Linked DNA regions of Homo sapiens: region 1 is linked to region 2. A link is a loop called in an ENCODE intact Hi-C map of the cell type or tissue named here. Cell type or tissue: IMR-90. All regions are shown on one strand. Links, peaks and the distances in the headings refer to the core of each region. The heading gives the core; the rest is flanking DNA.

What was found. Hi-C counts contacts between places; a loop is a spot of excess contacts. Peaks named below come from ENCODE experiments on the same cell type or tissue, not always from the same donor. Only the 100,000 strongest peaks of a DNase experiment are listed, where the experiment ranks them.
Region 1: it touches region 2 in a loop (3-fold over the local background); 5 of 110 quality-filtered maps call a loop at or near these places.

The regions. Positions count from the first base shown.
Region 1 is chr4:177,445,429-177,454,949 of GRCh38, reverse strand. AGA-DT (AGA divergent transcript) reads right to left here. Exons shown (of 4, transcript NR_183779.1): 1 at 9,507-9,521. Among named protein-coding and RNA genes, the nearest start is that of AGA-DT, 5.2 kb to the right of the region's middle. In IMR-90, for the core only: no CTCF peak of the experiment used is centred there; a DNase peak (open chromatin) is centred at 5,909; H3K27ac peaks cover 143 bases.
Region 2 is chr4:177,527,588-177,538,837 of GRCh38, reverse strand. All of the region lies in intron 1 of AGA-DT (AGA divergent transcript), which reads right to left. Among named protein-coding and RNA genes, the nearest start is that of AGA-DT, 88 kb to the right of the region's middle. In IMR-90, for the core only: no CTCF peak of the experiment used is centred there; no DNase peak of the experiment used is centred there.

The DNA.
Region 1 (9,521 bases), core at 1,522-9,521, 84 kb after region 2:
TGTGACTCTGTTTTGCAAACTGCTATGAAACAGAAGAAAGTGGTGTGACTCTCTTACTGCTTCTTGGTTCTCTAGGGGACTCAGTAAAGAGTAATTCTCTTCCCCACCAGGGTTCTCAGTAAACTGAAATATAAAATTAAGGAGTGGCACAGAGAGGACTGAAGACCACTTTCATAGTTAATAAAGGCTAAGTCAGAGGCCATCCCTTGCTTCGAGAGTCAAATGGACTTCCTAGCATTCAACCCCAGATTTACGCAGCAAGGCAAGACAAAGCAGAGGCAAAGAACACAGTCCCTGTAAGCAGCTCCGGATCAACAGGAACAAGGTCAAAGATGAGGCTGGCATGCCCGGTTTTGTCTTTCAAAATTTATCAATCAAAGAAGCCACTCAAAGCAAAGGAATAGAAAGACAGTGGTTCACTGAATACCCTCGACATGAAAGGAAATATAAGGAGTGTCTTCCTCTAACATTCCTCAGCTTTTCTTCTTATTCCAGATGACTTAAACATTAACGCTTGGTCAGTCAGGGATATGGCTCTCCTCTTTGGAGGAAGATATCATAATCAAGCAGGAGAGTCCTACTCCTACTTTCATGAAGCTACTCTCTCAATACCAGCAATCACTTCTGTGAGTATTTTCCTGAGTCCACTGTGAACAATATAGATTTCAGTCTCATAAGGCTCAGAAAGCTGCTAGAGTACTACATTCATTAAATCAACTCCAAGGTCACTCTGTACCCAAGGCCGAAAATGTATTCCTCATCCTAAACTATGTCCAGTCACATTGTTCAACATAACTAGGTAAAGTTCGGTGCTTCACTTACTCTACTCTACACCACATATCCAAGCCATCACCAAGCCCTGTAGGTTCTTCCTTCAAAACCACTTCTTGGCCAGGCGGTGGCTCACGCCTGTAATCCCAGCATTCTGGGAGGCCAGGGCGGGCGGATCACCTGTGGTCAGGAGTTCCAGTCCAGCCTGGCCAACATGGCGAAACCCTGTCTCTACTAAAACTATAAAAATTAGTCAGGCATGGTGGTGGGCGCCTGTAATCCCAGCTACTCAGTAGGCTGAGGCAGAAGAATCGCATGAACCAGGGAGGCAGAGGTTGCAGTGAGCCGAGATCGTGCCACTGTACTCCAGCCTGGGCTATAAGAGCAAAACTTCATCTCAAACAAAAACAACGACAACAAAAATAAAAAAACAACAAAACAAAAAAAATCCACTTCTCATCACCTCACCATGAGCATCGCACCTCAGCAATTCCATTATGCTGCTTCAATTTCCTCCATGAGTTCTAAACTCTTACTATGCATTTGTTTAGTAGCTTAGGTAAGTTCCATCAGAGTAGGAATTTTGTCTGTTTTATTCACTACTATATCCACAACACCTAAAAACATGCCTGATACATGGTAGGCAACCAATAAATACTTGTGAAAAGAAAAGGGAAAGGAGAGGAGAGCAGAGGAAGGGAGGGGAGGGGAGAGCAGGGGAGGGGAGGGGAGAGCAGGGGAGGGGAGGGGAGGGGAGAGTAGGGAAGGGGAGAGGAAAAAGTAAAAGAGAAGGGAGGAAGGAAGAGGCAGGGAGGGAAAAAGAAGTAAGGAAAAAAGGAAGGCAAATGAAAAGCAACAATTGTTAGGGTTTCTAAGGCTAAGTCACCCTTATATTGCAAGACACCCTCTTCAATTTGTGGTTGAACCTACCTTTGAAGCCTAGAATACAATGTTAGTGGTATATGAAAAGGGCTGTTATCATTTATTACAAACTCCTTATTTTCCAACTCCAGCCTGCACTTTGTCATTATCAGCAATACCAATAGATTTCCCATCAACCAACTAGACTCCCTCTACAGTAAGGGATAACCCTCACTTTTAGTGTTATAACTTAGGTGTTTTAAAATGATACTGAAGAAAGGCAAAAGACTGTGATTAACTAGGATTCAGCAATGTTAGGCTACTTGATTCAAATGGACCCCCATTCATGTTTCACAATCTTTTTTGTTCAGTTATTGCCCATCTTCATAAGACTTTCCATAATAAATCTTTTAAAATGCTTCACCAATTTCTAGTCACCAATTCGATTTCAAATCTGTTGTAATCTTGGCAGGTGATTTTTACTACTCTTAGAGAAGATCAAGATTAGCAGGCATTAATCCCCCATGTTCCTTTAATCTCTTATTCTGAAAAATAACCATCTTTTTCTCCCAGATGGAGAACTGTCATTTTCCTTTCTATCTCTCCTTGAGCACCACAGTCATAATTCTGATGTTGAATGAGGCTTCTTTGGTCCTTGAGATCTAAATAAGATAGGTTTAGACTCTGAATTTATTCTCTTCTGAAGTCCAAAGTCCTTTAAAACGTTTCTAGACATTTACATAGGTCTTAAATTTTCAAGCTCACCTAAGTATCTGAGCTTCTGTTTCTGCATGTGCTATTCCCATTATATACCATGTGGGGTTTGGGGGCTTTTTTGTTTGTTTTTTGAAACATAGTCTCGTTCTATTGCCTACACTGGAGTGCAGTGGCCTGATCTGAGCTCACGGCAACCTCTGACACATGGCAGCCAATAAATACTTTTGAAAAGAAAAGGGAGAGGAGAGGAGAGGAAAGGAGAGGCGGGGAGAGGAGGGGTGGGGAGGGGAGAGGCTGAAGCAATTCTCCTGCTTCAGCCTCCTGAGTAGCTGTGATTACTGGCATGCACCACCATACCCAGCTAATTTTTTGTATTTTTAGAAGACACGGGTTTCGCCATGTTGGCCATGCTGGTCTCGAACTCCTGGCCTCAAGTGATCTGCCTGGTCTGGCCTCACAAAGTGCTGGGATTACAGGCGTGAGCCACTGCTCCCGGCCCCACTGTATACTATGTTGATCCGGAAGCGAAATCCAGATCCTTCAAAATTTTTTGAAAAAAAGAAAGCAATATTGTTGAGTACTGGAGACTTCATTGAAAAGGCCAGGTGGCATCGTTCTGATGATGAGAATAAAGCAGTATTCTACTGGGAGTGTCTGAGAAGGCTTTTGCTTTCTGGATGAAAAGGGAAAGATGTGGCTGATACCAGGTCCTTGTCCTTTTCCCCAGCTTGAATGTGGATGTATGTCTGGAGCAACAGTAGCTGTCTTGTGAAAACAAAGCAGCAAGTAAGTTCTCACAGTTTAGAGCTACTGAACCAATGCCAGCAACTTTCTTATTAGGTGCAAAAAAGTAAAGCCTTGTCGCTTTAAATCACCATTAAGTTTTCTGTTATTTGCAACCGAAAGCACTTAAAGCTAATACAAAATTGCAGAGTTACCATGATCATAACTCTAAACCTATGAAATTCAAGGGGTTTAATGATTTATGAGTTGGGTGCGGTGGTACATACCTGTTAGTCGCAGCTGAGGCAGGAGGATCGCTTGAGTCCAGGAGTTCCAGGCTGCAGTGAGCTATCATTGTACCTTTGAATAGCCACTGCACCCAGCCTGGGAAACACAGCGAGACCTGGCATTAAAAAAAAACATTTTTAAGCTGTGCCTTTATTCTAAGGGCCATCCAGTAATAAGGGAACCTAAACTACTGAGTGTCCTCAGAGCTCTGGGTGCAATTAAAAGTTAGTGGTTTCACAGCTACCCAATTCTGTGGTTAGTAGAAAATTATAAAGATGATAGGAGGATCAAAAAGCCTCTTCCACAGAAGCTACATTAGCTGGGTGTGGTGGCCCATGCCTGGGATTCCAGCTGCTCAGGAGGGTGAGGTGGAAGGGTTGCTTGAACCCAAGAGGCAGAGGATGCACTGCCAATCCTCTCAATCTTGAGCCAAGATTGGACCACTGCATTCCAGCCTGGGCAACAGAGCAAGACACTGTCTCAAGCCCCTCTGATATGAGGGGCTTCCTCATATCAGAGTTCTTATGATACCATTCTCTCAAACCACCTGACTCCCTGAATTTGTCCTGAATTTGGAGAACTGCTTAATCTCTAAATCTGCCCTCTTGAGAAACCTTAGTGTTAGTAACAGACAGCGCTAACTCTGCTTTGTCAGAGTCCTGAATTCCTAATACTGACCTTCACTCATGATCTAGCGTGATGCTATTTTAATTGCTACTGACTATCATATAAACTCAACATAGTATCTGACAGATTAATTCTGAAAAAATTCTTCGTATACAAAGCCAAAAATTTTTACAGCAACAGAAATCAATGGTTAAGTAATTTCTGTGCATCATAAATAGATTTTATACATCCTTTAAAATTACATTGTATCTGCACATGGAATTTTTTTTCAGAGACAAGGTCTCACTGTGTTGCCCCAGGCTGGAGGGCCGTGGTGCAAACAGCTCATTCTAGTTTTGAAACACTGAGCTTGAGCAATCCTCCTGCCTCAGCCTTCCATTTAATAGCTGGGACTACAGGCAGCAGTTGCCACCACAAAGTTAACTTAAAAAAATTTTTTTTTAGAAACAGAGTCTAGCTGCATTGCTCAGGCTGGTCTCTAACTCCTGGCCTCAAGCAATCCTCATGCCTCAGCCTTCCCAGTAACTAGGATTACAGACATGCACCACCACACCCAGGTGCACATGGATGTTTACAGCAGCTTTATTCATAATTCCCAAAACTTGGAAGCAGCCAAGATGTCCTTCAGTAGGAGAATGAATAAACTGTGATACATCCAGACAATGGAATATTATTCAGCGCTTAAATAAAATGAGCTATCAAGCCATGAAAAGACATGGAGGAACCTTAAATGCGTATTACAAAGTGAAAGAAGCCAATCTAAAAAAGTCTCCATACTGCACAATTCCAACTAAATGACCTTCCAGAAAAGGCAAAAACCATGGAGACAGTAAAAAGGTCAGTTGGTTGCCATGAGTTAGAGGGGAGGGAGGGATGAATAGATGGAGTAGAGGATTCTTGCAATACTCTAATGGAATATATGCCAGTATACATTTGTCAAACCCACAGAATGTATAATACCAAGTGTGAACCTTAATATGAATTATGGATGTGGAATGATAATGATGTGTACAATTTGTTCATCAACTGTAACAAATGTGCCATGAGGTCACGAGATCAAGACCACCGCTAACGCAGTGAAACCCTGTCTCTACTAAAAATACAAAAAATTAGCTGGGCCTGGTGGTGGGTGCCTGTAGTCCCAGCTACTCGGGCGGCTGAGGCAGGAGGATGGCGTGAACCCAGGAGGCGGAGCTTGCAGTGAGCCGAGATGGCGCCACTGCACTCCAGCCTGGGCAACACAGCAAGATTCCGTCTCAAAAAAAAAAAAATATGAACTATGGATGTGGAATGATAATGATGTGTAGAATTTGTTCATCAAGTGTAACAAATGTGCCACTCTGGTGGGAAGGCTATCATGTGTGGGGGCAGGGGTATATTTTGTACTTTCTGCTCAATTTTGCTGTGAACCAAAAATTGTTCTTAAGAAATAAAGTCTTCAACTTAAATGTAAGACCTGAAACTATAAAAATTCTAGAATAAAATCATAAAATCTAGGAAAAACTCTTTTGGACATTGGTCTAGGCAAAGAACTTATCACTAGGTCCTCAAAAGGAAATGTGACAAAACCAAAAATAGACTAATGGGACTTCATTAAACCTAAAGGCTTCTGCACAGCAAAAGAAGTAATCAACAGAGTAAACACACAACCTTCAGAATGGGAGAAAATATTTGGAAACAATGCATCTGGCAAAGGACTAATATCCAGAATTTAGGAAGAAATCAAACAATACAATGACAAAAACAACAAATAACCCCATTAAAGAGTAGGCAAAGACATGAACACATATTTTTCAAAAGAAGACATACAAGTGGCAAACAACCATATGAAAAAAATGTTCAGCATCAGTAATCATCAGAAAAATGCAATTTAAAACCACAATGAGATACCATCTCATACCAGTCAGAATGGCTATTACTAAAAAAGCAAGAAACAGCAGATGTTGGCAAGGATGTGTAGAAAAAGAAACACTTATACACAGTTGGTGGGAATGTAAATTAGTATAATCTCTATGGAAAACAGCATGGAGATTTCTCAAAGAACTAAAAATAGATCTACCCTTCGATCCAGCAATCCCACTACTGGGTATCTAACCAAAGGGAAAGAAAGCATTTTATCAAAAAGACACCTGCACTCAAATGTTTATCACAACACTATTCACAATAGCAAAGTCATGGAATCAACCTAAATGTCCATCAGCAAACAACTGGATTAAAAATGTGATATATGTATATATACACACACACACCATGGAATACTACTCATCCATAAAAATGAATGAAATCATGTCGTTTGCAGCAATGTTAATGGAACCGAAGGCCATTATCCTTAGTGAAATAACTCAGAAACAGAAAGTAAAAAACTGGATGTTTTCATTCGTAAGTGGGAGCTAAACAATGAGTACACACAGACATTTAGAGTGGAATAACAGAAGACTCCAAAAGGTAGGAGGGAAGGAGGGGGTGAGGAATGAAATACTACCTTTTGGGTGCAATGTATCCTGTTTGGGTGATGGGTACACTAAAAGCCCAGACGTCACCGTTACTCAATATATACATATAACACAACTACACTTATACCCCGTATCTATAAAAATAAAAAATTAAATAAAATTTTTTTAAATCTTCAGAGAACATGTTATAGAGGTCCTTAGCGGTTTTCTGGGGTACTGACAATATTCTGTTTGTTTATATAAGTGGTGATTACATAGCTGTTCATTTTCTACAAAATTATTTAATCTATTTATTTACATTTTATGTCCTTTACTGTATTTACATTGCACAATGAAGGTTTTTAAAAAGCATAAATTTTAATGATATGCAGAGGTCAAAGAGATATTAAATAAAAAAGCAGGTTCTACAACAGTGTGTATAATACCAAGATTTTTCACCAAACAGATACATATCAAAATGTTAAGAGGCTGGTGATTTTCAACAAGAGCTAGAGTATTTCAGAGATATTTGAAGGACACAAAAGTGTTTCTAAAAAATGAAAAAAATAAGCTATGTTATGTGAAAATCTTTCCTTTCATATTTTTATATGAATGATTGAGAATTAACAGACTATTTGTGTAGCTACACACAGGATACATGTGTTCATTATTTGGATAGTTTTCTAATACTCATTGTCATGATCGACAAGTAGATATCATTTTAAATGCATAATGTACTTCCTGTAAGTCACTGTTAGTTTAGAAGTTTGCTTTTATTGTTGAATTTCTTTATTGAAATCATCTGTCACACTACCTTAACAATGTCAAAGTCATTTTTTAAGTGGTAGGAAGACATCCTGACATCTACTCTGTTGCCCTAAGGCTTTACTATTGTAATGGATCACATTTATGATGACATCATAATGTTATAAACAACTGTCACAAAAAGCAAGATCCACCATGTTTAATAGTCTACTATGTCCTTGTTATGAAAACTATATCACAGCAGTGGCCCAGTATTACAATTACACATTGAAAATATGTTGTACATAATTTATTTTGATAAGAAATAACTTAATAGGCCCACATTCTACTGCACAATCTTGGTCTTTATAAGTCACTAAGATGACTTTTAAAGGTTAAAAAGTCAAAAAAGTTTGTGATTAGAATCTGCTATTGATTTGACAAATGGTTTTGGGGGCATGACCCAGAAAAATTATTTCAGAAGAGAAGAATGCTCTCTTTTCTCATTTAGAGAATAAGAGGATGACACTTATTTCTGTATAATGACTCTAATTACATCCAGAATGTACAATCAGGTAGTAACATCAAATGTTCCCAGATTAATGTAGACATTGATTTAAATTAGAAACACAGTACCACAATGCTCTAACATCAGCAAAAATCATTACTTACAGTTTATGAAACTGACAGGAGCAAATGCCAATCAAGTAAATAGCCTATATTTAGATAACCTAGGTAATAGTTCAGTGGGGAGTTTTGAAAAAGAAATTATCATTTCAATGCCAAGTCAGGCTTACAGCTTTGAACAAGTAGCAAAACATGGACATGTTTCTCAAATGGATTTCACAGCATCAGTGCAAAAGCCGGAGGGGATGGCTTAGTTTTTTAAGCCTCAGAATTGAAATACCTAGACTCCCTGCAACTACAGCATTAAATCCTCTGTGGAACCACAGCTTCAAATGCTATCAGGAGGGACTCAACTCTTCATCCTTCTGAGACTGATAAATTGAAAGCCATGAAGTTTAGAGGAAATAAGAGAGCCTGCAGCGGTCTGAAACTCCTCCACCCACCTCCAACACACACACATACACAAACACAAACACACAAAGGCTCTATTTGCAACATCACTTAAGATTCCATTTGAGGCTTTCCCCTTGTTAAGACTTAAGGGTGTTGTTTTTAAGACATCCAGAAATCTCACAGTCCTGCCATGCACCATCTTTATAAGCATTCAAACCAAATTTCAGGCAGCTCCAAGTAAACTAAAAACATTATTTTTAATTCTCATTTAATATATTCAAGGAAATTCTAAGTGATTACTTTCAAATGCATTATAGGTATTGGGCCAACTCTTTATTCTTCCTGTGGAAATTTCTGTGTCTCAAATTGATCAAATTGATTTCTTTTTACTGCCTTGTATGTTTCTGGACTGCCTCCTTGACATCAATTATAGGTACTTGGGAATGGCAAATTAGAATAAGAGAATTTTATTTAATTTGCCTGGTATTACACCATTCTCCCACATCTCCTACCTCATTCACAAAGCTTTGTAAAATAAGAAAGAATACTATTATTATCTCCATTTTATAGATGAGAAAAGCATGGCTTAGGAAGCTTACATGAGTTAACCACAGCTGATACACAGTCACCTTTTTTTAATTTTTTTTTTAATAGAGACAGGAATCTCGCTATGTTGCCCAGGCTGGTCTCAAACTCTTGGGCTCAAGCCATCCACCCACCTCAGCCTCCCAAAGTGCCAGGATTATGGACATGAGCCACTAGGCCTGGCCACACCCTAAGTTTTAAAATCTAAGTCTGGAAAATCCTCCTGAAGTATTGCTAGTTATAAGTAAGCTCTACTTAGGAACAGAAACATTTTGCCAAACAAAATTGTGTAATGCATTCTAAATTTAAATAAAAATACTTTTACAAATAGTTCCTTTGATTTATCAGTAACACTAAATATCTCTGCCCTGTGTATAATGATTTAAAAGAATGAAAAATTGGAGAGGATGCTGGAAAAACTGAGGATCATTTATTTTACGGTCTACTACTGAAACAGGAAAAGTTCCCTTGTCGCCCTTGCAGGGCGTGTGATGGGGGTGTGGCTCGCTTCTTCAGTGTCCTGCTGCTCAAACCTCTATAGGGGCATACAGACGGGCAGATTGTGAGGCTCTGACCCCACAGCAGTGTCTAGGTGTGAATGTTTACAGCTGAAGCCCCAGTGGGCATGTGTTACAGGGTGCTCTTTTAGTTTAACCGTCTGTAGGCGGCTTGTGTTAGCTCAATTAGACCCCTGCCTTATCGCAAAGACAGAGGGCTTTCTGTATCCCGGGTTCTTACCTTGGTGTACGGGAA
Region 2 (11,250 bases), core at 1,859-9,858:
TTTCCTATTAGGACAGAGCTTAACCGTCAAGAAAATAATTTCCTCTAAATTTAAGAAAGTTCTACCTAACAATCATAATTTTCAACAATAGAATTTGCTGACTCAGAAAGACCATGAGTTATATAGCTACCAAATATCCACAAAGACTTATGGATGTTTCTATGTACATGGGACAGTAAAATAGATTACAGAACTCTAAGATCTCCTTAATTTATTTTTTTAAATAATTTATTAATTTTTTTATTTTTTATTCTACTTTAATAAAATATCCTGGGATACATGTACAGAATGTGCAGGTTTGTTACATAGGTATACAAGTGCCATAGTGGTTTGCTGCACCCATCAACCTGTCATCTACATTAGGTATTTCTCCTAATGCTATCCCTCCTCTAACACCCCACTCCCTGACAGGCCCTGGTGTGTGATGTTCCCCTCCCTCTGTCCATGTGTTCTCATTTTTCAACTCCCACTTATGAGTGAGAACATGAGGTGTTTGGTTTTCTGTTCCTGTGTTAGTTTGCTGAGAATGATGGTTTCCAGCTTCATTCATGTCCCTGCAAAGGGCATGAACTCATAGGTTTTTATGGCTGCATAGTATTCAATGGTGTATATGTGCCACATTTTCTTTATCCAGCCTATCCTTGATGGGTGTTTGGGTTGGTTCCAAGTCTTTGCTATTGTGAATAGTGCTGCAATAAACATACATGTGCATGTGTCTTTATAGTAGAATGATTTTTAATCCTTTGGGTATATACCCAGTAATAGGATTGCTGGGTCAAATGGTATTTCTGGTTCTAGATCCCTGAGGAATCACCACACTGTCTTCCACAATGGTTGAACTAATTTACACTCCTACCAACAGTGTAAAAGCATTTTTGTTTCTCCACATCCTCTCTAGTATCTGTTGTTTCCTGACTTTTTAATGATTGCTTTTTTTTTTTTTTTTTGAGATGGAGTCTCCGTCGCCCAGGCTGGAATGCAATGGTGTGACCTCGGCTCACTGCAAGCTCTGCCTCCCGGGTTCACGCCATTCTCCTGCTTCAGCCTGAGTAGCTGGGACTACAGGCGTCCGCCACCATGCCCGGCTACTTTTTTGTATTTTTATAGAGACAGGGTTTCACTGTGTTAGCCAGGATGGTCTCAATCTCCTGACCTCGTAATCCTCCTGCCTCAGCCTCCCAAAGTGCTGAGATTACAGGTGTGAGCCACTGCACCCAGCCTAATGATCGACATTCTAACTGGCTGGCGTGAGATGGTATCTCATTGTGGTTTTGATTTGCCAAATAGGAACAGCTCTGGTCTGCAGCTCCCAGCGAGATCAACGCAGAAGGTGGGTGATTTCTGCATTTCCAACTGAGGTACCTGGCTCCTCTCATTGGGACTGGTTAGACAGTGGGTGCAGCCCACAGAGGGTGAGCCAAAGCAGGATGTGGCACTGCCTCACCCGGGAAGCTCAAGGGGTTGGTGAATTCCCTCCCCTAGCCAAGGGAAGCCATGGCTAGGTATCATGGGCATTCCGGCCCAGATACTACACTTTTTCCACAGTCTTCGCAACCCGCAGACCAGGAGATTTCCTCAGGTGCCTACACCACCACAGCCCTGGGTTTCAAGCACAGAACTGGGCAGCCATTTGGGCAGACCCTGAGCTAGCTGCAGGAGGTTTTTTTTTTTTCTTTTTTGTACCCCAGTGGTGCCTGGAATGCCAGGGAGACGGAACCGTTCACTCCCCTGAAAAGGGGGCTAAAGCCAGGGAGCCAAGTGGTCTAGCTCAGTGGATCCCACCCCCATGGAGCCCAGCAAACTAAGATCTACTGGCTTGAAATTCCCACTGGCAGCACAGCAGCCTGAAGTTGACCTGGGACACTCCATCTTGGTGGGGGAGAGGCGTCCACAATTACTGACGCTTGAGTAGGCGTTTTTCCCCTCACAGTGTAAACAAAGCCTCTGGAAAGTTCGGACTGGGCAGAGCCCACCACAGCTTGGCAAAGCCACTGTGGCCAGACTGCCTCTCTAGATTCCTCCTCTCTGGGCAGGGCATGTCTGAAAGAAAGGCAGCAGCCCCAGTCAGGGACTTACAGATAAAACTCTCATCTCCCTGGGACAGAGTACCCAGGGGAAGGGGTGGCTGTGGTCGCAGCTTCAGCAGACTTAAATGTTCCTGCCTGCTGGCTCTGAAGAGAGCAGCAGATCTCCCAGCACAGCGCTTGAGCTCTGCTAAGGGACAGACAGCCTCCCAAAGTGGGTGTCTGATGCCCGTGCCTCCTGACTAGGGAGACACCTCCCAGAAGGGATCGACAGACACCTCAGAAAGTAATAGCATCATCAACAAAAGGACGTCCACACAAAAACCCCATCCAAAGGTCACCAACATCAAAGACCAAAGGTAAATCAATCCACGAAGATGAGGAAAAACCAGTGCAAAAAGGCTGAAAATTCCAAAAAACAGAACACCTCTTCTCCCTCAAAGGATCACAACTCCTCACCAGCAAGGGAACAAAACTGGATGGAGAATAAGTTTGATGAACTGACAGAAATAGGCTTTTTTTAAATTTAAAGAGATATTATTTTTAATTGACATATAATTGTGTACATTTATGGGTCCTTGAATTTAATTTTCAATAATTCTATATTTTGTAGTTATTAAATATGTTTTAATATTACCTTTCTTTTTTAAATGTTGATATTATGTAAATTTTTCCATAAATATTAAACCTTGGGTAAAATCTATATCCATGAATAACTATAAACCCATTGAAACATTCTGCATTATCAACTAGTGAATTGCCCAATTATTATATACCTCTTGTATTCATCAGAATGATCTAAGAAGTGAGGCAGCAACCAACAGGCCCCAAGTCTCAGCAGGTTTAAAGAATCGTTTATTACTTTCTCTTACTTCACATTTATTACAGGTTGGCTGGATCAAAATTCCACATCTTCCTCATTCCTGGATCCCAGTTGGCAGAGTAGCCACTCTCTACAACATTGCTGATCATTCCAGCAGAGGGAGAAAAAATAGCAAACCACACACATTCTTTTTTTTTTTTTTTTTTTGAGACAGAGTCTCACACTGTCGACCAGGCTGGAGGGCAATGGCACAATCTCGACTCACTGCAACCTCTGTCTCCCAGGTTCAAGCAATTCTCCTGCCTCAGCCTCCCTAGTAGCTGGGATTATAGGCGCACACCACCACACCCAGCTAATTTTTTTGTACTTTTAGTAGAGACGGGGTTTCACTATTGTGGCCAGACTTGTCTCAAACTCCTGACCTCATGATCTGCCCACCTTGGCCTCCCAAAGTGCTGGGATTACAGGCGTGGGCCACCACGCCTGGCCGCAAGCCACACACATTCTTAAAGCTCCTACCAGTAGCATATATATCACATCTGCTCACATTTCACTGGTTACAAGTTTAATAATAAGGAAGTTTAACAATGGGTGGGAGAACCTCTTGATTACACCTCCCCTGTGATATAGTTTGTCTGTGTCCCCACCCAAATCTCATATTGAATTATAGCGCCCATAATCTTCACGTGTTGTGGGTGGGACCCAGTGAGAGGTAACTGAATCACTGGGGCAGGTTTTTCCCATGTTCTCATGATAGTGAATAAGTCTCATGAGACCTGATGGTTTTATAAAGGGCAGTTCCCCTGCACACACTCTCTTGCCTGCCATCATGTAGGACGTGCCTTTGCTCCTCCTTCACCTTCCACCATGATTGTGAGGCCTCCCCAGGCATGTGGACTATGCGTCTGTTAAACCTCTTTTTCTTGATGAATTACCCAATCTCGGGTATTTCTTCATAGCAGTATGAAAATGGACTAATACACCCTGTTTTGCAATTTTACTATCTGGCCCACTTCTGGGTAAGATAATAACTGTTTATAAAGATGCAGCTAGGAAGCACAGCTTTCTTGCAGTGATTTCTCTGTAGCTTTAAGAAACCCTGTGCAGCACACATATGACACCAGAGTGCAAACTGTAGCTAAGGTTGGAATGAAAGATACTAAAACTCTGAAATTGGGATAGATTAACTCATTTTCAGTCAGTGTTCTAATGAGAGTTCTTAGTTATTCATTTGTTGTTATTCAGTGATTAGAAATAAATGTTTCCTGATAAATCAGAGTCTATGCACTAATTTCATGCTAAAATATACAAATCTTGAAAAGATTGCCTTTGATCTGCCTAGGAAGAACATGAAGTTGAAGAAATAAACACACACACATACACAAATCTTCATTTATCGCTGTAGAAACTAGGAAAATAAATTTTCTTATGTTACAATGTGGTTTTTTTTTTCTGCAATGTATCTTCTATTACTTTGTTTCTCTCTCAGGAAACAGAAAATAAAATTAAAAATTCTTCTGAAGGATGTCTGTTTTTATTTCAAAATTCCATTTTTGTGGGCAACAGACTAAACGATATGACCAGGAGTAACACTATCCTGTTGTAACAGTGAAACATTCAATACACTGAGATATTTTCTATAAATGACCTTAAAAGAAAGGTGGCTGTTATACGTCAACTTTTGATGCTTTCAAAATCATTTTCTGCATGCTTCCAACATTTGCCTGTTTTTCTACCCATTTCCTCGCTCATGTTTTCTCCCTACTCCCTCCTGCTTCTCCAGAGAGGTGTTTCTTTCTTTTAATGATATATTATTTTTCAAAGAACTGCCTTCAAACATGTCCTGATAGACACTCATGAAGCCATGCCCATTGATAATGGGTCAGACAGTCTCTATATTTAGCAAACATGGATGGCGCACTCCCATGTGTCAGGAAGGAGTCAAGGTCTAGGGAATTCATGGGTGAACAAGCTGAAGTAAGTTCCAGCCCTCGAAGAAGTCCTAGACACCAGACTGAAAACCAAATAGATGATCAAAATAGAGCTCCTCATAAATATATGTAGCTTTGTCATCTGTATTATTTCATTTACCCCAAGTATTTAAACACAATTAGTCCCGAATGTGTTAACTAAACACCAGGGGTTCGGTCTGGGTCCTGCTGCTCGCCACACAGAAAGCCAATTACTGAGACAGCAGTTACTGCCGAGGAAGAAGGCTTCCATCTGGTGCCACAGCCAAGGAGATGGGAGGTCAGTCTCAAATCCAACTCTCTGACTAAAATTAGGGGTTTTATAGCAGGGAAGAAATGTAACTATGTGTGGGAAAACAGGAACAAGGGAGGAGTAAGGAGGCAATCATGATGAATAAGGGGCCTGATGTCTCATTGTCTGGATGTGATAATCTGGTGAGTTTCAGTTCTTCAATACCTTTTGAGGGGCCTGGTATCTCATTGTCTGGACCTGGTGAGTTTCAAGCTTTAAGACCAGAAGGGTCAATTTCTATGTTTATTAAAACAAAAAGAAAAACTCACAACCTGTCTGTGGGACTTGGGTCAATTTCAAATGGAGAAATATTTAGTATTGGTTTCCAAATGCCTATCAGAAGACTGACTTGCCAAAGATTCTCAGTGGAGGCTTATTCAAATATAGGTTCTTGGGACCTTTATCAGGAAATTCAAATCTGCAAGTTCGAAGTAAATCCTAGGGAATCTGTATTTTTCAAAGCTCCTCATGTGATTCTGATACATAACCAAGTTTTGGAACTCCTGTGTTAGAACAAATAGTGAGATAGCCTTTCCTTATATATAAACAAATATAAACACACACAAAGAAAAACATAGACAATGAGGAACATTTTAATGAAGTGAGTAAATGTATCAGTGTATTCCTATGAACCAAAATATCAGAGATAATATGTCTAGTGGTAAAAATAAAAATTAGTGAGTAATTTGTGGGTGTGGGGAAAATATTGTTTCTTAACATGAAATGGTAAAAATGGAACAGCATCCAACTTATTCAGTAGTAACGTGAATGACAGATTAGAAATATACAGCGGACCAGCTGAAATACTGACTACAATCAATTATCACTAAGGTAACATTTAATGGGTAAACAGTTTAAAGAAAACAAACGTTGGAAGCTGACTCAAAGTATATGAAATTAAATATATGTAATCAATAACTATACAAAATCCCAAAAATGGCAATTATTAAAGGGCAACTAATCTTGCCCAAGAATCGGAAGGCTCAACTAGTAAGGAAAATACCCTGAATAAAATGGACCAAAATAGATAAATAAGAAAAACAAGAAGTAATCAAATTTGAGAAAGAGGCATTTGGGAGAGCTAAAAAGATTATAAAATGAAGTTAAGGAAGTGATAAATAAATCAATATACATCAGCTCAGGCAAGGAAAGGGAGATTGTGCAAGAGTTTAAAGTACATGCTAAGGCAATTTGCAGGTACCAGAGCAACTGATGTGAAAATTTATTGAGCAAAAAAACGGAATGTATATCTCATACATAACCACATAGCTAAGTGCCCTGGCTTATTCCCAGAGCTGAATATGGGAATTCAACTACCAAAGTGGGGTTTGGAAGAGGATCATTTAAATTCTATTGTATGTCCAGATCCCAAGCCCTGGGAATAGAGCATCCAGCCACAAAGAAAGGAATTGCAAATATTATATACAAACCAGCTGATGGTGCAGAACTAGACTGTATCAGACAAAGAAGGGATACAATAAAATCCAGCAACACATAAACTACTAAGCTAGAAGAGTCCATACAGTTATAATAAATCTGTAAAAATGTGCAATTAGTACTTAGGTTGAATCAGTAGAGGTATTTGATATCAGATAAGGCTATTACATTTAAAAATGTGAAAAATGGGAGTGGGGGCAAAAATGTGAATATTAATTCATCAGCAATTAGAAACACAGAGTAAAAAAAAATACAATGCACAATTTAGCAAATTCAAAGTAGACAAGTAATTTAGGGTTTAGTGAAAAATCCAGTTGGAATTTTTGGCATAGTTCTTGAAGTAGAACATAATATTCTAGAACATATTAAATGTTCTTTAAGTATAAGAACACAGATGAACATTGCAAGCAAGTGTGAGAATTAAGTCTATCTCTGGAAAATTATGGACAGTTTGGGTCATCTCATTAGGGGATTGGTCACATTCCATTGCGTGACATCTGACACTAACTGTTTTTAAACACAGGGCTGCTTCTTCAATTATTAATTTCTACCTAAGGGCAAATGCCAAGAGAACTTACTTTAGTTTCTACCTCCTGCTGCCATTTCAACTGTCAAGAACAGCAGGAGTCAAAAATGAAAGGCACCACCTTAGAGAAAGGCTGTGGCACAGTGTCATTTTAAAAACTGACAGCTTTGTGCAGTCCCAAATCTTAAGGAAAAGGGATTGTCACTTGTGCCTCCTATTGCCATTTTGACAAAGGAAGACATTCTCCCACATCCAAAGGCAACAGTAATTTAAAAATGGCAAGTAGAAACATATTTGCAAGAAGCAAGTGGGAACTTCTTTACTGTAAGCTCATGTGGGAAAGGGAACAGCTGAAAGTCTATTCATTCATTGAAAAAACAACCACATTTTAATGTCTGCCTATTAATATAATAAAAAGAGGCTAACTTCCAATGAGAGAGGGTACACAATAAGCCAAGATGATAAAGCAATGCCAAAATTTTAGTTAATTTTTCTAAAAAATTAAGAGAAACCATATTAGCTTTGCATTAAAAAAAAAAGAAAAGATAACACTGAAGGATTTGAATGCTGAAATGAAGACAGTGGACAGATATTTCAAGATTTATCATTAAAATCCAGAATATACATTTTAAAAATTTATTTTCAAACATTGAGGTTCAGTGTTAAGAAAGGGCCAAAAGGATCCTGAAATCATTTCTTTCCTCAGAGTTCAGTTGCTATTAAAGAGGCAGAAAAGTAGAATAATGATAATGAGGCATAAATGTTGGTGCCATAAATGTTGTGGAATAAGTCTAACAATTGCAAGAAAAACCAGGATGTATATGCATCCTTTTTCCCTTCAGATAACTGTTGCCACAAGATATAAGCATTCCAAAGAAATACGAATTACCACAATTGCTAATGTAATTTATAATAAAAGATATATTGAGTTTTGTTCTGTCCTCTTCATATGAGAATGACTAGGACTTTCTATATGCAAATATCTTCAACAAAATCTTTTGGTACTATGAATGGTTGCATTGCTTTGTCATTCTACTGTGCAGATGGAATGTGGGATAGAGAGGGACAGGGCAGAAGGAGAGATGTTAATTTAAGCAAACATCTCCTTGTGCTATTTTTTCCACTAGCCAATGTAGACAAACCCATTTCAGAATAACACAACAGGAGTGCAGACACAGGCAAAAAAAAAAAAAAAATATATATATATATATATATATATATATGATATTCTATCTAGTAAAATGTAAGATAGGTCCAGTTTGACTGAACCAAGGAAGCCTGGTCACCCCTCCCAAATGTTCTATGGCTTGAGATTATCAGAGGAAGATCACAATTGGCAACTGTTAACAACAAATAAGGATACCTAAAGGAACAAGAGTCATTGTCTCTCACAACAAGTACTGTATATTCTATTGTGAGTCTGAGCTGTAATTGCAACAATATCATGGAGAGACCTGCAACAATTTATCTCCAGATCATCTTTAAGCAGGCAAATGATTTCTTTTACTGAGCCAGTGTGAGGGTCCGCTTTGAAAGGATGAGTTGGGCGGTTGCTCAGTAATTCAAGTAGCTGTTTGTGATGGTCAGAGTGGTGTATGGTGTTACCTGTGACAATTTACGGGGTACATTTCTTCATCCCTTCCCCAACCAGAGGAACCTCTAATCACCTTCATTTACAGCAGCCAGTAATTCATGATTTAAGGGTTATTTTTCTGTCACTGAATTAGGATACAGAGATCAGTTCTCATCTCATGGCCCTTGGATGCTCCACAATTACATCCTTCCAAGTTATGCCAGTGGAAAGAGAATGTTTTTTCCCTATAGGTCCAATTAAAGGTTAGGAATTAAAGTTCATACAGGATACAGGTTATGTTCTGCTCCTTTCCCATTTCCATGTCTATGCATAATCTAATTTCTGACTATTTCATATATGAAACAATAGCCACTCTTTTGATAGCAGCTGCCTTAAAAGTGTTGATCAAGCCACAATTAAGTGGTAAATTAACTTTCCTTTGTCAAGATCATTTGAACACAGGCTTGGAAATTTGAAGTTTGAAATATACAAACTGGCCAGGCGCCGTGGCTCATGCCTGTAATCCCAGCACTTTGGGAAGCCGGGGAGGAGGTTGGATTACAAGGTCAGGAGATCGAGACCATCCTGGCTAACATGGTGAAACCCCGTCTATACTAAATATACAAAAAATTAGCTGGGCGTAGTGGCGGGCGCCTGTAGTCCAAGCTACTCGGGAGGCTGAGGCAGGAGAATGGCGTGAACCTGGGAGGCGGAGCTTGCAGTGAGCTGAGATCACGCCACTGCACTCCAGCCTGGGCGACAGAGCGAGACTCCGTCTCAAAAAAAGAAAGAAAAAAAAAAGAAATATACAAACTACATAGAGAGTATTCATATAAATACATACTTCATATATACATTCTTTAGGAGAGAGAACTCAAAACCACAGGTCTTCCAAGAATCTACCATTACTAGTGATATAACTTTGAAAAAAACAAGTGAATAGCTCTCATCCTAATGTGAGGATAAGAAGCCAAACTCAGAGAATGGAAAAAGTAAGCAATATAAAGTACTTGACATTTAAGCACATGACGAATTAAATTAGTTACTTTAACTAATATGCCTTCACTTTAAATATAAGAAGAAATTTTCCTATTTCTAGGAATACTAAGAAAAGTAAGTTATACCTAAGGAGAGTAGATATTTTCATATGAGATATTGCTACAAAACCTCAATAGAAATGAAGGTTAATTAATTTTTGTTCAATTCATTTTTGTATCAAATGCCTGGCTGACTGGGTCAGGTATTATATTCCTGTTCACATTCATCTGAGACTGAAGTAGATCAGACTGCCGAAGACCTGACGCCCTCGTGCCTGCCCTGAGGCCCTAAGGCTTGGGCTGCCCTCATGCCTGCCCAGATATCAAATTTTGGCTCTTGCAAGAGTGAGGAGTGAATGAGGAACTCTGCCTGCGTCACGCCTGTCTCTGCTTCATTGTCCCCTCCTCCCTTATGACTTGCCTGTTTTGCAGACTGCCCCAGCTTGGCCTACAACTGCATGTAGTCTTTGGCTTTTGAGAAATTACATAGCCTTGACCTTCTACTGCTTTACACCTCTGACTTCTTGGTCCACCTTGGTTTCATATACTCTTTTCAGTCCAGCCCTCAGTTTAATTCTCAACTTCAAGCGCGGCTCTCTGTGTCCTGCTTTCTAGGTCAGCTGGCGCCCACGGATCAGTCTGACAGCTAGAGTATGCTCAGTGTAAGTTGACAATTTAACAATTGGGGGTGGGCATATTTGTGTCATGATTCCCAAAAGATTTAAATATAGATTACATGAGGAGTGTGATCAGGTTTTACAATGAGGGAGACTTGTGCAGTCGCTACTACATCATGCATTATATGCCTCCAATTTGACAAGCCACAATCAATTTTGTGTTCCCTGTTGGCAATTGGCTACACCCATTCTCTACTTTGGAGCTTCTAAAAGAAGGTTTTCATTACATACCTTTTTGCTCCCACTACAAATGCAGCAAATTACCCTTTACTTCTTGCAGCTCTTCTGTATAGAAAAATACGATATTGCTTTTTATGTTCTAATTTTCATATTTAGATTATCTAGAATGTGTGACAAATCAAAAGTTTCTCAGTGCTTCTAACCCCTCCAATTTCTGGAAATTGCATTGTTAATGTTCTTCAGGGAAAATTTAATTATTCGTTTTACTCCCCATTCTCTGTATTTCATGCCAGGCCATAAGCGTTGAACAAACACAAGGATCAAATAGGTAATCAGTGCTCCAGAATACATGGCAAAATTTTAAGGAGCCCCAGAGGCTAGATGATGTCAGTCTCAGACAATACATCCCGAGGATAAAACAAACCTATCCATCAAAAATTTTAGGCAAGCATAGTGTTCATATGCCAGATGGGCACCAAAACCAAAGACCCGATTAGAATCAGGAAAGATAGAATAAGTTCAAAAAATGTCAGGCGGCAGACTGCATATACAGCTAAATGTTGTTTCCCAGGGTGTTAAAAGCCAGCATCTGAGGATTCGCTGCTAGCAAAACCCAGTGATCCACAGCTGGGGCAAAGGGTGCTTTTCAGTGTTTTTTGCCAAGAGCAGGAACTCATCTCTGAGGCTACTGGTAGAGGCAAAAGTGAACAC